Linked DNA regions of Homo sapiens: region 2 is linked to region 1. The links are chromatin loops, found by intact Hi-C in ENCODE. Cell type or tissue: IMR-90. All regions are shown on one strand. Each heading gives the region's core, and the rest is flanking DNA. Links, peaks and the distances in the headings are about the cores only. Region 1 has its middle 180 kb from the start of TRT-TGT2-1. Region 2 has its middle 93 kb from the start of TRT-TGT2-1.

The links. Hi-C counts contacts between places; a loop is a spot of excess contacts. Peaks named below come from ENCODE experiments on the same cell type or tissue, not always from the same donor. Only the 100,000 strongest peaks of a DNase experiment are listed, where the experiment ranks them.
Region 2: it touches region 1 in a loop (6-fold over the local background); 2 of 110 quality-filtered maps call a loop at or near these places.

The regions. Positions count from the first base shown.
Region 1 is chr1:222,280,573-222,289,429 of GRCh38, forward strand. No RefSeq gene overlaps it. Among named protein-coding and RNA genes, the nearest start is that of TRT-TGT2-1, 180 kb to the right of the region's middle. In IMR-90, for the core only: CTCF peaks have their summits at 2,786, 4,023 and 7,739; DNase peaks (open chromatin) are centred at 2,719 and 4,089; H3K27ac peaks cover 1,830 bases.
Region 2 is chr1:222,367,137-222,375,993 of GRCh38, forward strand. No RefSeq gene overlaps it. Among named protein-coding and RNA genes, the nearest start is that of TRT-TGT2-1, 93 kb to the right of the region's middle. In IMR-90, for the core only: no CTCF peak of the experiment used is centred there; DNase peaks (open chromatin) are centred at 3,185 and 4,375; H3K4me3 peaks cover 346 bases; H3K27ac peaks cover 3,389 bases.

The DNA of each region.
Region 1 (8,857 bases), core at 221-8,220:
TGTGACACATTTTCTTAATCCAGTCTATCATTGTTGGACGCTTGGGTGGATTCCAAGTCTTTGCTATTGTGAATAATGCCGCAATAAACATACATGTGCATGTGTCTTTATAGCAGCATGATTTATAGTCCTTTGGGTATATACCCAGTAATGGGATGGCTGGGTCAAATGGTATTTCTAGTTCTAGATCCCTGAGGAATTGCCACACTGACTTCCACAATGGTTGAACTAGTTTACAGTCCCAGCAACAGTGTAAAAGTGTTCCTATTTCTCCACATCCTCTCCAGCACCTGTTGTTTCCTGACTTTTTAATGATTGCCATTCTAACTGGTGTCAGATGGTATCTCATTGTGGTTTTGATTTGCATTTCTCTGATGGCCAGTGATGCTGAGCATTTCTTCATGTGTTTTTTGGCTGCATAAATGTCTTCTTTTGAGAGGTGTCGAACAGACACTTTTCTAAAGAAGACATACATGCAGCCAACAAGCATACGAAAAGAAGCTCAACATCAATGATCATTAGAGAAACGCAAATCAAAACCCACAATGAAATGCCATCTCACACCAGTCAGAATGGCTAATATTAAAAAATAAAAAAATAACAGATGCTGGTGAAGTTGTGGAGAAAAGGGAACACCTATACACTGTTAGTGGGAGTGTAAATTAGTTCAACCATTGTAGAAGACAGTGTGGCCATTCCTCAAAGATCTACAGACAGAAATAACATTCAACCCAGAAATCCCATTACTAGGTACATACCCAGAGGAATATAAATTGTTATATTATAAAGGCACATGTATGCAATGAACTTCCAGCACTATTCAAAATAGCAAACACATGGAATCAACCTAAATGCCCATCAATGACAGATTGGATAAAGAAAATGTGGTACATATACACCATGGAATACTGTGCAGCCATAAAAAGGAATAAGATAATGTCTTTTGTGGGAACATAGATGGAGCTAGAAGCCATTATCCTTATAAACTAAAGCAGGAACAGAAAATCAAATACCTCGTGTTCTCACTTATAAGTGAGAGCTAAATGAAGAGAACTCAAGGACACAAAGAAAGCAACTGGAGCCTACTTGAAGACAGAGGGTGGGAGAAGTGGGAGGAGGAGAAACAATAATTACTGGATACTAAGCTTAGTACGTGGGTGACAAAATAATCTGTACAACAAACCCCCATAACATGAGGTTACCTATATAACAAACCTGCACATGTATCCTCAAACCTAAAATAAAAAATAAAAATAAAAATAACCTGTCCACATTTTAATAAAAGCTATTACATAATGAGTTTATACCTACTTTTTTGTTCTTTCCCTTTTTTGTAATACTTTAATAAAAATAATCTGAATCAGCACTGGTCTTTTAGAGAAATTTTTCTTTCAGAGGCAGTGGTTTAGCTCATTCAATTAATTATGAATTTACCTAGTTTTATGCACTCGAGCCCACAATTCCCATCTCTACATTCCTAGAGGATGCAATGGAAGATCTCATCACATTTATTGCTAAAATTCTGATTGATTATATCTATAGAATTCCTTTCTTAAAAAATATTTTATTTCCATAGGTTTTTGGGGAGCAGGTGGTATTTGGTTATAAGAGTAAGTTCTTTAGTGGTGATTTGTGAACAAATACATACTATTAGATGGAGATACATGTGGCATAGACATAGCCATAGGTATAGATACAGGTATAGGTATATGTACAGGCTCAAGTATAGGTGCATAGATAACGGATAACACTAGTCAGCCTTGACTTGCTCATAAGTGAATCCATGCTGGCTTCTGATGATCATCCCTTTCCTTTCTTGGTATTAGTGGCAAGAAACCCACACAAGTCAATGTCAACTTATGGATTTCTAGTTTGTGAATCTTCCATCTTTAAATTCCATTTTCCTCTATTGAATCTGGCACTGTATTGTCCTACATCTATTCTCCTAGCACCTCTCTTGTCAAAGTGTGAATTATATGTCCCACAAGCCCTCTCTCATCCCAGAAAAACAATTATAAAGTTAATGCTGGGCAACAAAATGCTATTTTTTATTTTAGATGATTCTCAAGAATAAATGAGATTATTAGAAAAAGATTATCCTAGTACACTAGCCACAGAACCCATCTCCACTCAGCAGCAAATAAAATCACAGCATAGTTCTAAGATATTTAATTACCCTATAGATAATGCTATGATAGTCTGACAAATAACATTTAATGCTATGTAAAGTGTTTGAAAACTTCCAAAGAGAAAGTTCTTCCTCCTCCCCAGTTCCAGGCCTATACAAATAATTTAGGAAAGACTTCTTCCTATGAAAAACAGATTTTCTAAAGTCTAAGTGTCTAAACTTTCTAAAAATAAATATGTAAATAAATGTGTGTCCCCTAATTCCTATGATGTGAATGCTTTCTGTACTGGACCAGATCTCATTCCCCATCATAGTGGAGATTTCTGGAGAAATATGTCTCCAATCCCTTTAGGACTTAAGAAACTGATTTTGAGTGTTAAAATTGTTACTGTTAGAAATGGAAAAAATTATAAGTGGTCCTTTTCATGGAGTAAGGAAAATGTAAGATATCTTCTCATTAGGAATTAAGCTTCTTTTTCCAATTGCCCTCTAGGAAGTTCTGTCAACAAACTTGAAATACACACTGCTTTGCAGATGGCGTCACACTTGAGGTTTGTTCCTCATGCTCATTATTAAATGTAGTGAAACATTCCTTTGACTCTACATCAGACACTAACTGAGGATACAAGGCCTGGGAGAATATAAATATTTGCACATAAAAAAGAATTATGACTTGATTTGCTGCTCTTTCACCCAGATGTTTGCATTGCTGGTATTTTTTATCACTCTACTGCAGAATGATCTTCAAAATGATAAAAGCTCCCAAAATGCCTTATCTTCTTTTTCCCATAATGATTTTTAAAAAAACACTCGGGGCTGATGAAATATCAAGACATATGTCTTTTTAACTAGCTAAACCCAAGGAGATTTTGATATCCCGTATCCAACAGTATAATCTCCCCTCCCAAGAAGGTAGAGCCAGGCCAGGCGGGCCCATGGCCAAGCAGGTCAAGGTTGGGCTTTGGTCTGAGTAGACAGATTAATGTCCTAAAAAGAAGGAAGTGGAAAAAAACAGTGAGGTAGTGCAAATGACATCCAAATAAAATGCTAGTGGTCAGCACTAGTGAAGCAAAATCCATGGTCAAGACTAAAGACAAACTCAGGAAGTCATAAGCCAGGGACACAGGAGGATGGAGCTGGAGAGGGGGAACACAGGCAGGAAGGGAGCAATCTATCCCAGAACATCTACTGTGAGTGATGTTCTCAGGAGCTGGTCTCACATTATGAGGTGGGTTATATAGACGGGTTTGCAGATGTAAACTTAGGACACACCCTGAGGTTTGCTAGAATAGGAAAGGCCCCAATATTTGCACACTAGAATCAGAAGACTAGGCAAGAGAAGTTCTCATATTTTTTTCCAACTGAAGATTCTAAAAGATGTTTCATTGACAACACAGGATTCACTGGAATTGAGGGAAATCTCTACCTTTCTCTTTCAAATGGCAAGGATTTATGTTTAAAAACAAAACAAAAACATTGTTTTCTGGGTTTGTGACCCACCTCCACCCCCAACCTCCATTAGGCACCTTCCTTCTGACAACAGCCTCCTCAATTCTAGTTCTAAATCCTGAGATGCCCCACTCAATGTGCCCCATAACTGGCCTTTTATCTTGAAGTTTCTAGAACCAGAGCTCAGATTTACCCTTGGAAGTTTTCTTTCCTGGGGACAAAATCCCTAACCCTGAGCCCCATAGGGTGTCTGGAGCTTCAGACCTGTAAATTGATCTCCCAGGCACCAAACTCACCTGGCTCAGATTTTGTGAGATAATCACCACAAAGACCCATTAAATTCTCTGATCACTTAAGTGGACAAGCACCTGCCTTGGGTCCTTGGTCTATCATGGCTACAGCCCTTAGACACCAGTAGCTGGAGCCATTGCTTTGCTCTCAGCCAGACACTCCAACCTGCAACCTATCCCTACCACTTGGACTCAATGGCACAACTACAAGACCAGTCAGTGATTCATCCTTCCCTCAAGAGAAAAGCAGCAAGCCAAATAAACCATATTGCATTTGTTCCCAAATGTAGACATCAGCAGTTGCCTTTATCCAAACTTTGCATGTGAGATTCTATGAGGCAATTATGCAGGAACAAAGATCAAGGCTTGAAGAATAATAGAGATGGGATCAATGATAGCATTGGTATATTCCTCCAACTATTTGACACTATTGATTATAAGAATGTCCCTATATTTCAGAGATGTTAAAATATGGAGATTTGTCATGTTTTGCAGGCTAGTACACAACTTCTATTGTGACCTTCTAGAATTCATTCCACTTCTTTTTCTAAGTCCAGGCACTGCTACTTACCAAGCCAGTTCCTGTTCCCTTTACCTGACCCTCTGGATCTTTATAAAGGCCTTAGGACTCTGATCTCATTTGCCTCTCAGTCTCAAATCCCCACATAAAGGGGACCTATCTTGCAAATGGAGAACACTGTTGTTCATCTCTTCCTCTCCTAGCCCTAGATCAACTGCTTTCTTTTCCTTTAAGGTAGTCATCCCACCACCTTGGGACATCCCACCACAAACTTTTGACAGTTTCCTCAAGATCCCATCCAGAGCCCTGGGAATTTGGTTACCCACATCTGGACAGTTGTTAAGCCTCAACATTACGGATTCCTTTCAAGATTTAACGCATACAACCATGCTTCTCCTTGAACTGCCCTTCTCTTTATTCTGAAGAGACATGTAATCATACCAGGCATTGCCTAATGTGCAGCAAGTCAATACACCAAGATATTGGTTTGCAGCAGAGAAAGTTTTAATCATAAGGCTGCCAAATGAAGAGATGGGAGGAAACCTCAAATCCATCTCCGTGGAGAGCTTGGGTCTAGGTGTTTTAAGGAATTTGGACAGGTAGTAGGCCAAGGTGTTGACTGGTTGAAGAATGAAGGGTGAAGTCACGGGACAGAGAGGTAAAGAAATAGCATTCTCATGCTGACTTGGTTTCTTGATGGGAACCAAGGACTAGTTGGCATCAGCTGTTCTGAAAAACATCTCAAATGGGAAGTCTTGTGCCCCTGATGTTAAAGATGCTATTTATAGGAAAAATGAGGAAGTTAGAGTTTATGTCCTGGCCTACATGGTCCCTAAGCAGCTACAGGGAAGTTAGTCAAAGGATAATCTGATTAACATTTATCTGTACTTTTGTCTAATGCCTGCATATAATTCTTATTAATGCTATGGGAACAGTTTCATGTATATTTCCTAAGATAGAAATGTTGCTCTCAGGATCTGGCATTCTTATCCTACTTACAAGCTAACAAGTTAACCTGTTACTATTTCCCGGATGCTGACAGAAGATATGAGATTTCTAGATCTGTCATAAATGACATTATTACTCACAGCTTGTCCAGCAGCATGAGTTTATGTTTATGTCAGGTCCCTTTGTCTCCTCCTCATCTAATTCCTGCAGGGGCAACTTGAAGCAGCCCTAGCGAATGCTGCACACGTAATGGGTTTGCATCACAGTGGAGGAGCTCTGAGTTTGGGGACTCCACCTCCACTATAGCAAGCCTGCTCTTTGTTCCAAAGAGTCATTACCTCATTCCTCAAGGTTGCTCGCTGCAAACATGACCCTGAGCAATGACCCAGGCAAAGAGTGATCAAGGCCTGCATTCTTGAAAAATGCAGCAAGGATGTGCAGGGACACTCAGAGCTCATAAAGGATTGCCTCTCCCAACAGTTGCTACAAGGTTTTGGCAAAAGGCCTAGGTCATATGGTCTAAACTATAAGGTAATATTGGGTTCAGATGCAGGGAAGAAATCAGGGCTTTTAAAAAAAATCTTTATCCATACAAACCATGCAACTCCTAATGAAAAGGGCTAAAATAATTTTTGATAATATATGGGGAAAATGTTTTATAATAAAATAAATTTAATATAATTTTGTACTTTTAAAAAATAATTATTCAAGGTTTTGATACTTAATTTCCTTCCTCATTTCAAGGACCTCTCAGATGCTTCTTTCACCAACTTGCTTCAATATAATCAATATCCTGGATTTATGTACAGCTTCCTCATTTCACCTGGGATCAAAGTTCCTTTATCCTTATCTCTTCTTATGAGAAAAAATACTTGCCCTTATAGACACACTCTTCATCAGAGGAAAATCTCCAGTTTGTCCTTTCATGCTGCAGCTATCCACTCTGGCTCTATTTCCCATATTTGGCAGAAAGAAAAGATCGTAGCCACACAGACCATCTCTGTACTGAGGATTATTAGCAAGCTCATTTCTCATCTTCATTTGCTTCTTCTTTTTTTCAGTCATAATAAAAAACTACCATTCACTGAGTGTCATTTCTGGGTCAAGCAGAGTGTTCTGAGTTATTTACATGTATTGTCTCATTTATTCCTCACAACAACATATTATATTTATAGAGGTGCTTTATCATACCCATTTTATAGATGGAGAAACTGAGTTACAGAGGAGTTCGATACCTTGTCCAAGTCAGGCAGTAAGTAAGTGTTGTAAGTAGATTTCAAACCCAGATAAGTGAATGAAACCATGATGAATGAATTAGGAGAGAATCTCAGGGCCAGAAGAGTGGGCCTTGTTGCTGCTCTACTCATGAGTCCTCAGACACATTTGGCATTTTCACGGATCCGAGCTCCTGCTATTTCCCCACTCCCAACAGCCAGCATTTAAATCTCCTTTTCAAAGAACTTGCCCTCAGGCTGCTGTTACCTCTTTTGCCTAGGTGCAGAGAGCCAGAAGTGCCTAGAAATTTACGTTCCCACAGGGACAGCCCTAAGCCAACATCTGTGGTGCAGCAATATAAATGTTTTTGCTCCCTTACACTAATGAGGATCACTCTGAAATACGACCGCCACTGTTTTTGGAACTCCCCTGCAGTAGTGAGACAAAATTATCTTTTGTGCAACTTTGATACCATGTTTTGGGAGCCCCCAGCGAAAGTGGGGTTCCGGTACCAGAGTAGCTGGCAATCCTGCCCCAGTGAGACATGAAGGGGAGTTAGGCATGGGTATTTACAGTGTCCCTTTCATGGGATACTTCTTTTACCTGGTGGAGGACCTAATACCCAGTTGTCTGACCCATGACCAAGGGTCCCTCACATAGGAGACTTGTTTATACTGGAAAACACCCTTGTGGTCAGGTCTGACCCATGTCCAACTTATGCCTGCTTGAGTATCGTTCTGGTGCAAGGAGTCCAACTTTGTGTTCTCCTGGGGCATCCTGGGGCAAACCTAGCCTAGAGTAGCTCCTGGTTCTTCAGAAGGAAGACTCAAATTCAATACACTACCACAATAGGAAATAAGTTCAAAGACTTATTACTTACAAATCCTAGGCAGGGAGGGCACAATGAGTTGGGAGGCAGTCCCCCTGCCCCCGGTCACACAAGGCAGGAATAAAGAATCAGGCAGAGAGACTGAGAGTGTGGAAACTAGCAGTATATGTAAGGGAACAGGGTGCAGGTCACTTTAAGTTCAAGGGTAAATGCCTGAATGGTCTATTTAAAGGAAGCAGCAAGAAAAGCAGAGAATCCAGTCTGCTAGGCAAAACAGATGCCTCTAAGTTCCCATCTTCGGCCACCGGTGTGAGTCATTGGGGTGTGGTGTTCTACTTCTAATGCCTAGGGGGAAACCTTACTGCGTTGTTCCTGTTGCACTATATCCTCATTCGGTATCTTTCTTCCAAGTTCCACTTCTCCACTCCCTACCAGACTTTCTTTGAAGCATTTCCTAATAAATCATTTTCAATAAATTCTCAGTTTAGCCTCTGCTTTTGGAAACCCAACCTAAGATAGCTGGTTCCATGCTTGGTCCTAAAAAGCAGACTCTCAGGATAGGATTTTAGAACTGGATCACTCACTAGACAAATGCTAACAAGAGACCCACTGTTATGGGGAAATAGAGTGTAGACATCCACTAGCATGCTGCCCCAATTGCTAAGACTTTTATTTGTAGTGAATTTGGATAGGATACAGATGGAAGGGGATGCACTGGCATGCGTGATACCTATATTAGTTGAAATGTATGGGAGATTTGGTAAAAGACCGTGGAGTTGGGTTACTGCCACTTACAATCGATGAACTGAAAAAAATATATGCAATTAGTAATTCGGGGGAAAATGCAAGAGCTAGAATATCTTTATGGCAGTGTTTAAAGATATCTTTATCCACTGCAGCCAGACAGTAGACTATGCTTAAAATCAGGCACAGGCCTTGTTAGAAGAGTAGCAGAGCCACAACAATGGGTGAATTTGAAGCCTGAAAGTACCTTACAGAAGGCCAGATATGTTGACAGCCACATAATCTGGATGCAGAATCTGAACTGACACTAAAAACAGGCCCTGTTAGAGAGGAGACATATAGACATCAAGAGATAAATGCAGTCCTGGACCAAGTCTAGCTTACAATGTGTTAATGGGTCCACAAGGTGTTCATTTCCATTGTCCCAGAGTATATAACTGACATTGACATATTTTACATCTGGCAGAACTCTTATACTGGTTACTTGACCTGCAGAGTAAATGCAATCATGGTAGGAAAGGTCAAGAGGAAGCCTTTAAAAATGCCTCCTTTCCTGGCCAAAATAGTAATGCAGAAAAAATACTGTATCCCAGGTAGAATAACAGTGATTAATACTACACTCAACACCTAAAGGATTGGTTACTCTAGCAAACAACATTTAATTCACCAGTCGAGCCCTTGCAAAAAAAAAAAAAAATGTGGATTCTGGTAGATGATGGTAGACTATCTCACAC
Region 2 (8,857 bases), core at 411-8,410, 87 kb after region 1:
GATTCATTAAGACTCACCAAAGTCATTAAACCACTCTGCTTAAATTGTCACTTACTAGAACAGACAGAGGTGCAAAAAGCCAACACAATTAAATGTGTGAATCCTTTTCCCAGTGGTCCTGGATTTCCCTGGGCATGATCTCTGAGGCTTGGACCCCAAAACCACACTGATGACTATCATTCATTTGCAATTATTGAACATTCACTTTGTGCCAGATTTTATAATAGAGTTTGAAGACTTGGAATGGATGTCTTGAGCCTCATTGACGATACGATCTAGTGGGAAAGACAGAAGTAAGCATAAAATAAATGCTATGATCAGTATAAGGAGAGATAGGAAAGAGTTAATAAACAGTTTGATGATACATAGGTAAGAAAGCTTTGAGAGAAGTCCTGACAAAAATCCAAAGTTCACAAGACTCCCAGAGGTCTGGAGAATATCTTAAAAATCTAATAATGGGATTATTCATCTCCCTTTTGTTTCCTTCCTGGGGAAGATGGGAAAACAAAAGCAAGAAAATAAAGTGATTTTCCAAGGAACACAAAGGAATGCCAGTTAGCACGCCTGACCCATAACATCACATAGCCCTTCGGAAACTTAAAATTCCACCCGCCCTGCTCCTGCTCTCTGACCACCGAGGCCAGCTTCATCTTTCCAGAACCCATTTTTTATGCCATTAACTCAGATAAAATTCAAGCCCTTCTGATTTCACCAGGGCACACAGATCTTTAACCCCCTTCCCAGAATCCAGTGTATTGGGGTTCAAACTCACTGTACTCAAAATCAATATTTTGAACATCTATCATATGCAGCCTAATAAAAATATAACTATATATCAAGCATTGCTAGGCACTTAGGTCGCAGCCTCCTATTTAATCCTTACATCCACTTACCAGGCAGGTCCACTATTATCTCAATTTTACTGATGAGGAAATAGAAACTTGTAGAGCGTTCTGGTTATCTGTTGTTTCATCACAAACCACCCCTAAAACATAATGGCTTAAAACAACAACTTATTATTTCTCATGATTATGTGAGTTGACTGGGGCTCAGCTGGGCAGTTCTTGCTCGAGGTCTCTCACACAGTTGCAGCCAGATGTCAGCTGGGGCTACCATTCATCTGATGGCTGAACTGCGCCAGACATCCAAGATGGCTTCTTCACTCCCATGTCCAGGGGTCCAGGGTACCTCCACATGACCTCTATCTCTGGCAGAAGACTTGGACTTCTTCCATGGCAACTCAGGGCCACAAAAGACCAAGAAAGAAGCTGCTAATCTTCTTGAAAGCTAGATGAAGAACTGGCTTAGCATCACTTCAAATGTACTGTATTGGTCAAAACAGTCTCAGGCCAGCCCAGTTGCAAGAGGAGGGGAAGTAGTTCCCAACCCTTGATAGCAGTATGTAAAAAGATTATGTGACCATCTTTAATCTACCACAGGGAAGACTGGCAACTTACCCAAGGTCACATAACAAATAAGTGCCTGAGCTGGGACTCAAGCCACTTCAGTCTGACTCCAAAGCCCATTAACTAACCTCTCTATTGTTTTCCCAGTGAAGGCACTTCCATTACGCTGCCAGTGTGGGAACAAAAGTAAGTCTACTCAAGACTTCTCCCTGCAAAAGTGTGAGCATAACTGAGGACACAGGCTCCCTTAGGACCTTGGCCCTTCGCTGAATCCCACTGCAGCTGTTGGTCCCTGTCTGTGGGTTCAAGAACCTAAGGCCCCATGCCCTGGGACTCAGAGTTCCTCGATCCTGACACAGAGAGTTCTGGCCTTATAAAATATATCCACAAGTAACCCAGATTTCTTGTCTGAACTCTTAACTATGCCAGGGTTAAGATAGGCAGAAACTCAAAGGGTAACCACAGCATTTTATTATAATGCCAGGTTACACGTCAGGCCAAGCACAGAAATCACCTGAAGGCCTTACCTGAACAACATTGAACATAGAAGTGTGCATAGTTGGGATCTGGGGTCCCTCATAGGGCTCTCCAAGGAACACTATTACACAGAGACTGGTAAGTAGTGATGATCAAACTGGCAGTAGACATAAAGATTTGGTTAGTAGAGAATTGGGGAAATGAAGGGTGAGGTTGCAGGTGTAAGGTTTTTGTATCGGTTTGAACCCCGAGAGCACGCCAACAGACAACACGAGGTGGTGTGGAACAACATGCTGTTTTAATGAGCGCCTGGGTGCAGGCGGGCTGAGGCCTAAAATGACGTCAGCCCCAAGTGAGGACGGGGCAAAGGTTTTATAGTCTTCTGTAAACAGGAAGTGTCCTACTCCGACATAACTGCTATGTTGTACCCAGATGGCCTCTTTCTCCATCTTCAGGGGTCTTCCGGCCAGGATAGCTGTCTTCCGACTGGCTCTCTTCCTGCTTCTGCTATTTTGCTGGTGCACGCTGCTGACATAAGTGGCCTTGCGCCTTGGGACTGGGCCTGAGAAGGGAGGAGTTATTCATCTCCTTAAGCTTTCAGGCCCCGGGGAGAATCTAACAGCAGGGAAACAGAGCCAAGAGAGATTACCTCTGAAAGAAAGGGTGGGGAGTGGGGATGCACAGGGCAATGGAGTAAGTAAGGGTATTGGGGGAATATCATGCCCCATCCCAGAGGGAAGTTCAGGGTCTCCAGGAAGAGTCAGGCAAAGGAAGATTCTGAGTCAGGCTATCCATGAGTGGGGCACACCTTTTCAAGCACGTTGTCTTCCCTCCAGCCTATACCATCACTCCCCATTATCTCTCTGGGACCAGCATCTTGGAAGTACTCCTTTTTGTTAATCATTCATCAGCCAGTCCTGGTCTGTAGGGACGCCATTTCCATCTGTAAGAACGCTCTGGACCATGTTCATTACTAGAAGCGCACAAATTGCTGCATACATTTTCCTTTGCTCGAGGAGGTTGTTTTTATGAGCAGTAGTGAAAACAAAATTCCATTACGTCAAAGTTAATTCCTCTGCAGCACACAGTAGCCCAGCTGCATTCAGTAGCTTACAGGGCTGACGGAAGTGAAACGTCAGTGATGCGTTCACTGTTAGAATCATAGAATGGCCAGTCCTTCCATTTACCTGGGTCTGCCTCATCTGGATGAATCGTAAAATGCTAACTGCCTACGCACTGCTCATCCATCAACTGAAGCAGAGGACCCATTAGGCTATCTCAGCCAGCATATACAGGCCTCCACTTAAGACCAAAGAAATGTGGCCTGAGGACGGCTTGCATAGAGCTAATCAGCTCTGACTCACCTTCCTCTTGCCTGTCCGCCTGTTCTCCCAGGAATTCTATTTGGTCCAGGATCTCACAGCTGCTCCCCACAGGCAAAGGCAGCTGGCATGGTCCCACAGGGCACCGTTATGGCCACAAAGCCCCGCAGCGCAATGGGGGAAGGCAGGTGTGGATTTATTTTGCTGACATGGCTTCCTCTGAGGTAGCATTAGAGAGGAACACTGCCTTTTATTTTCCCCCTTACTCCATGGGAAAGGAGAGAAGGAGGTGTCCCTGGGAAGCTGATGAGAGAGGAAGAGAGTGACAACACAGAGGAGAGAAAGGGCTGCAGGAGAGGGAGCCACAGACACCTTGACTACTTCACAACAAGGGGAAGCTGCTCTTATTATAGAGAATAGGGAGTGACTCAGACAGAGGCTTTCTTTGGGGAGCTGAGAGACTTCAGAAATTAAAGATTGAGGAGGGAGTTCAAAGAGTCTTCCCCTCCCCCATCCCATCATTTTACTCTGTGAATTTATTTTGACAAAATAATTTCAACCCAACCATAGCCATGTCTGATTCTCTTACCACACTCAAGGAGATGCCAGTGTCCCCCATTTTATTATACCGCTGGAGTAAAGAATGCTAATGAGATTTGTTAAAGAAGAATGGCTTAGATCCATCAAACAAAAAACAACCGTAAGGAAAGGCATATTGCATACTTGTTCCAGACCATCCTGACTGGCTGCTGATGCTGGATGAGGTCACTAGATCATTTCTTGCCTCCGCTTTCTCTTTTCTTCATCAGCTTGGGCAAAGTTACCATTCAATAACTATCTGGGGCCTCTAAGCCTAGTGAGACAAAGAACTGGGGAAGGTAAGGATGATGACTGAGAGGTTCCTGCATAGCCTTGAGAAACTTAGGTAGGGAAAATTCAGTTGTCAAAAGTCAGATAAATAGTTTTGGGGGTACTAAGATCATTTGAAACCTACCACCCAGGCTGTCTACGGTCACTCGTTGCAATATTAAAAAGCAATTGAAAGTGAATCACTGAAAGTGATCCGAGCTCTGAAATCTAATAAGGAAAAAGGAATGTTTCCCAGAAGTTGTGGCATTTGGGGAGTTGTTTGGGTTCTTTGCAATGTTAGGGTTTGAGGTGGATTTTTCATGCCTGAATCACACTCCTCACCCTGACGCTCTGAAGTTCTCAGCAGGAGGAGAATACTCATAAGGAGCAACAGCTCAGTGGGGAACAAAATCAAGTTTTAGTCAGGACTGTGAAAGAGCCTAAAAGCCCCACAGGCAAAACTTCTTGGGCAAAAAACAACTGGAGCACATGGCTCAAGAAGACCTAAGTGGGGCCACCCACCTCTTCCCAATGTAGAGCTTGACTCCCTGTGTTTCAGCATGCACTCCAGGAGCCAGAAATGTGGCATAATTTCATAAAAGACTGGGATCTACTCAAAAAGGGCTAGCCAGTACGTCTCAAGAGACCCAACCAATACACTGCACATTAAGCCTTCCTTGGCGGGGGGTTGGGGCAGGTGCAGAGCTAAGAGAGGGATGAAGAGAGTGTTCAAGAGCTTGTCAGCACTTCCCCCAAGTAAGGACAGGGCTGGGTGTGTTGTCCTCTACTAAGACATGTTGAAACATGCGGAGAAAACAAAAAAGTCATATAAATAAGAAATTTCCAGAAAATCTTTATAGCCAATGATTGCTTTAGTCAGAAGTTTCTTTCTGAAAAGAGCTAGGCATAAGGGGGAGATTTAAGCTAAGCATGAGATTCCTTCCCAATTCCACAGAAAACCACTTAGGCTCAAGGTAGGGCAATAATCCACAAGTACAGGGAACAAAGCACAGCTAGCTGGGATCTCCTGCCATCTCAGGGCCTATGAAGACTTCCAGGAAATGCTATAATATAATTGTTCAGGAAAAGGCTGTGTCTAGATCATTTAGCAGTTGGACACTAATCGTCAGGGCTTAAATAGATTATCACAGCATCAGTGGTGACAAGCAGATGTTTAATGCACCCATAGTCCACATGTGGTTGGAGGAGAACCTTCAACCATGGTTCGGTGCTTCATGCCACTGACTCAGAAGAATTTGATGCCAAGAAAAGATACTGACTGCCCTGAAAATACTCAAGGGCTTGGCTCATTGACCAGCTGCCTGCGAAGGGGATGTCCTTGGACAGCATGCTATGCCCCTCTGTGTTATGGCTATAACAGAAATAAGGAACAGTTGAATGACACAAAGTCTGACATCTACCACTTTTCTCCTTGTGCATTTGTGAACCCGGAAAAGCCATGGAATGTATAACAAAAGCAGATTCCTCACAAGTGCTGGAGGGCAACATGGAGGAATGCTACAACGTCCTGGGAAATTTTTTTTGAGGAGGACAACTAAATGATAGACAGTTGACAAAACTCAGGAAGAGGCAAGGAGATAGAGAGAGAATGAAACCCCTTTGACCTGAAGGCTCCTTCCTCACTTCAAGCTTTCAAAGCATCTCAAGTCCATTTTGAGGGGCAAGAGGAGGCAAGGGGGAAGAGGAGGTGGAGCAGGCAAGATCTCACACCCTGCTTCAATCACAGCCATTCAATTTAAGTTTTGTATATGGGAATTTATGTCAGATTTAATTTGGCAAAAGGAAGAAGTGTTTTGAACACCATTGTTCTAGAAAAAAATAAATAATAGAAATTCCTAATATAACATGAAACAAAACTCTTGGCCTCCAATGTACCCAATTATATAAATTGACTCAAGCATAACTGGAATTAGAACTGCTAGCTTCTGTCTAATTTGCCCTCTCCTCTCCTTCCCACAGTTCAACAATCCCAAGATCCTGTGGTGAAAGGGAAAGAGCCCTGGCCTCAGACATGAGATGTGATGTAGAGATTGCTTCTTTTGTTTACTAGTGATGTAACCTGTGCTAATCACTCACCTTCCCTGAGCCTCCATTTTCTTGACTGTAAAAAGACATCCTTCTTCTTACCTCACAGGATTGTGGTAAAAGAACTCTTTCCTCTGAAGGAGCATTATGCAAATCTGTTTGCAACTTTTGAGTATCTTGTAATACCTATGCATTTCCACTTGTCAACAGATTCTAGTACATATCTCAGTCAATGAAACACTTATTCAAATTGACTGAAACTTCTGCCACCTGCAGATAGGCATGAGTGAGTGAATGATCTACACTTCCAAGTTTCAATAAGTATCAGGGAAGTCATAGGATAAAGAATATGGGAATTCCAGTGAGAACATAATGGGCCCTGTCAACTCCTCAGTGGCTTCCATTGGCCCTATGGGTGGTCCAAAGACTACATCAGTCAGAATTAAAAAGGGAGCCCCTACAGCAGCCCTCTGAGGGGGGCAGGCCAGGAGACCCACTCTTCCATGAATTCCAGGAGCAGCAGCCACACTGCTATGCTCCTGCCTCCTCCTGTCACTCTGCTCCAGTTACATGCCCCAGAGTCACTGTAGGGCCACAGAAGGTTGCTGCACCCTGTCCTTTCAGGCTCACTATCCCATGCCTTGACAGACAAGATGACGTGGATGGAAGGCAGGCCAGCCCGGTGACCATAAGGCTCAAGAAGGAAAACAGATGAATGATTTCAGTAGGATTCAAAAGGAGAAAAAAACCCTCTGTGTTGCTTCTGTTTTTTCACAGAAGAAAGAAGTCCATTCATAGTTCTTATATATGCAAACAAAGACTGCAAGTGATCTTCTGGATTCGCAGACTGCAGCAATGCCCCATTCAAGCCTCTCAGCCATTCCTCAAGCACCAGAAACCCCAGCACGAGGTTATCAAACCTTCTTATTCGTGAGCACTCCTGATTGCTCTACAGCAGCTACAGATGTAATCCCGAAAATGCCTCCAAATGCTGCAAACAAACAGTCTGTTTTTAACTGTAATGCAAGGTGTTACCTTAAAAGGGAGAAGTGCATGTGGCACTTTTAAATGCTATGCCTCAAGCAACTGTGTGACTTATAAATCACTGTCCTTATCTTAATTAATGACAATGAGAAGTAAACATGCTCACAGAAAGAACCAGTCTCTAGATGGTAAAACTGGAACCAGATCACTGAACAGCAAGTGGGATAACAGTAAAGTCAAAAAACAACAGGCTGCTCAGGAGAGTGCTCTGTTGTCCCTTGCATAAAAAGCAGGCTTGACTACAGAAATGATTACATGGAAATTTTAAAAGGAATCAGAATGTATTCATAATTATACTTGACCTTTAAATATTGCCTCGCCATTTTCAAAGCCCTTTCACATGCATCATGAAACCTGATGTTCACAAAACCCCTGGGAACAGGGAACACAGACATGGTTCCCATTTGACAGATGGGCAAACTAAAGCCTGAAGAGGTTATGTAACTTGCCTGGGGTCACACACCTGGTAAGTGACAGAGCTGGGCCTTAAACCTAGGTATCCAGGCTTCAATTTCAGTGCTTCCGTTACATAAAACCTGCTGCTCTGAAAGCTCAGTAAAACTAAATAAATATCTTAGAAGAATGATTAGGTTGTCAGACTTCTCAAAATTACATACCAAAAACAAACTGGCTCGAGTTGAAGGTCAAGAAGTGTAGAGCCATGATGACAGAAGGCATCCTTTTAACATCTCTATGTTGCAAATCTACAGACTCCCATTCTCACTCACCTGTTTTTCCAGTAAACACACTGAGGCATAGAGATGCTAAAGGATGGGCTTAATATCATTTATAAGGCCCAAGATAAGAAAATTTCAAGGTCTTGCCACTGCCAGTTTTGGTGCAAATTAACAGCATCACTGAGTAGCCAATAGATGCTGGGCCCTAGGGAATAAGGGGGGCGATGGCACACAAATTAAACAGAAAATGCACCCGTCCTGGGCAAGCCAGCTGAAACAGCTCTCCCAAAGCAAACAAGATATGCTAATAGAGTCAAGGTCATCTTCACTTTCCTCTAAGGAAAATGGGAACTTCTCTGGGAGCTCTATTCCTGGAAGGTCTACTTGTCATTGGCTGTTGCTCTATTTCTTATGAGTCATCAGTCTTTTTAGCCTGATTTTATTTAATTCACTTTGCAGTTTCTTCAATGGATGAAAGGATTCATTTTAAAAGTCTCTGCACCAATTTTAAGAGCTGCTAGCTTCCAAGTCTGTGCAAGCTACCCACCATGTTGGGCAGTTTTGTGTGTAGGTGTGTGTGTTTTGTGTCTTTGCGTGGAGGCACAGTACCATTAAAATATTCACCCTCATAGAAGGAGGCAGACCCCCTGAAACCCAAGTGAGAAACACGGCCTTTACAATTTGTTATTCAACTTATTATTTCAGCATAGAAGAAAACCAGGGCACAAGTTCTGCAAATGCCAGGCTCATTAATGAAATGGGTTTTACACCCAAGAGCTGAATGGGCTATCTAGGCCCTGAGATAGTACATTTTGTGGCAATAATACTTTAACAGATAATGAATCAGCAAATTGCACTGGTGGCTTATTTCATTTACTTTGGATAGGATTGGTCTTCCCGCCACATCATTTTTCTGGTTAAAACCTAGTGGAATGTTTTCCTTTCCAGTTCTCAAGAAATACTGCTTTTTGGTGGGGGTGAAACAAAGCCCTAAGCCTTGTGAAGGAAACAGAGACTAACAAAATAGAATGTAACA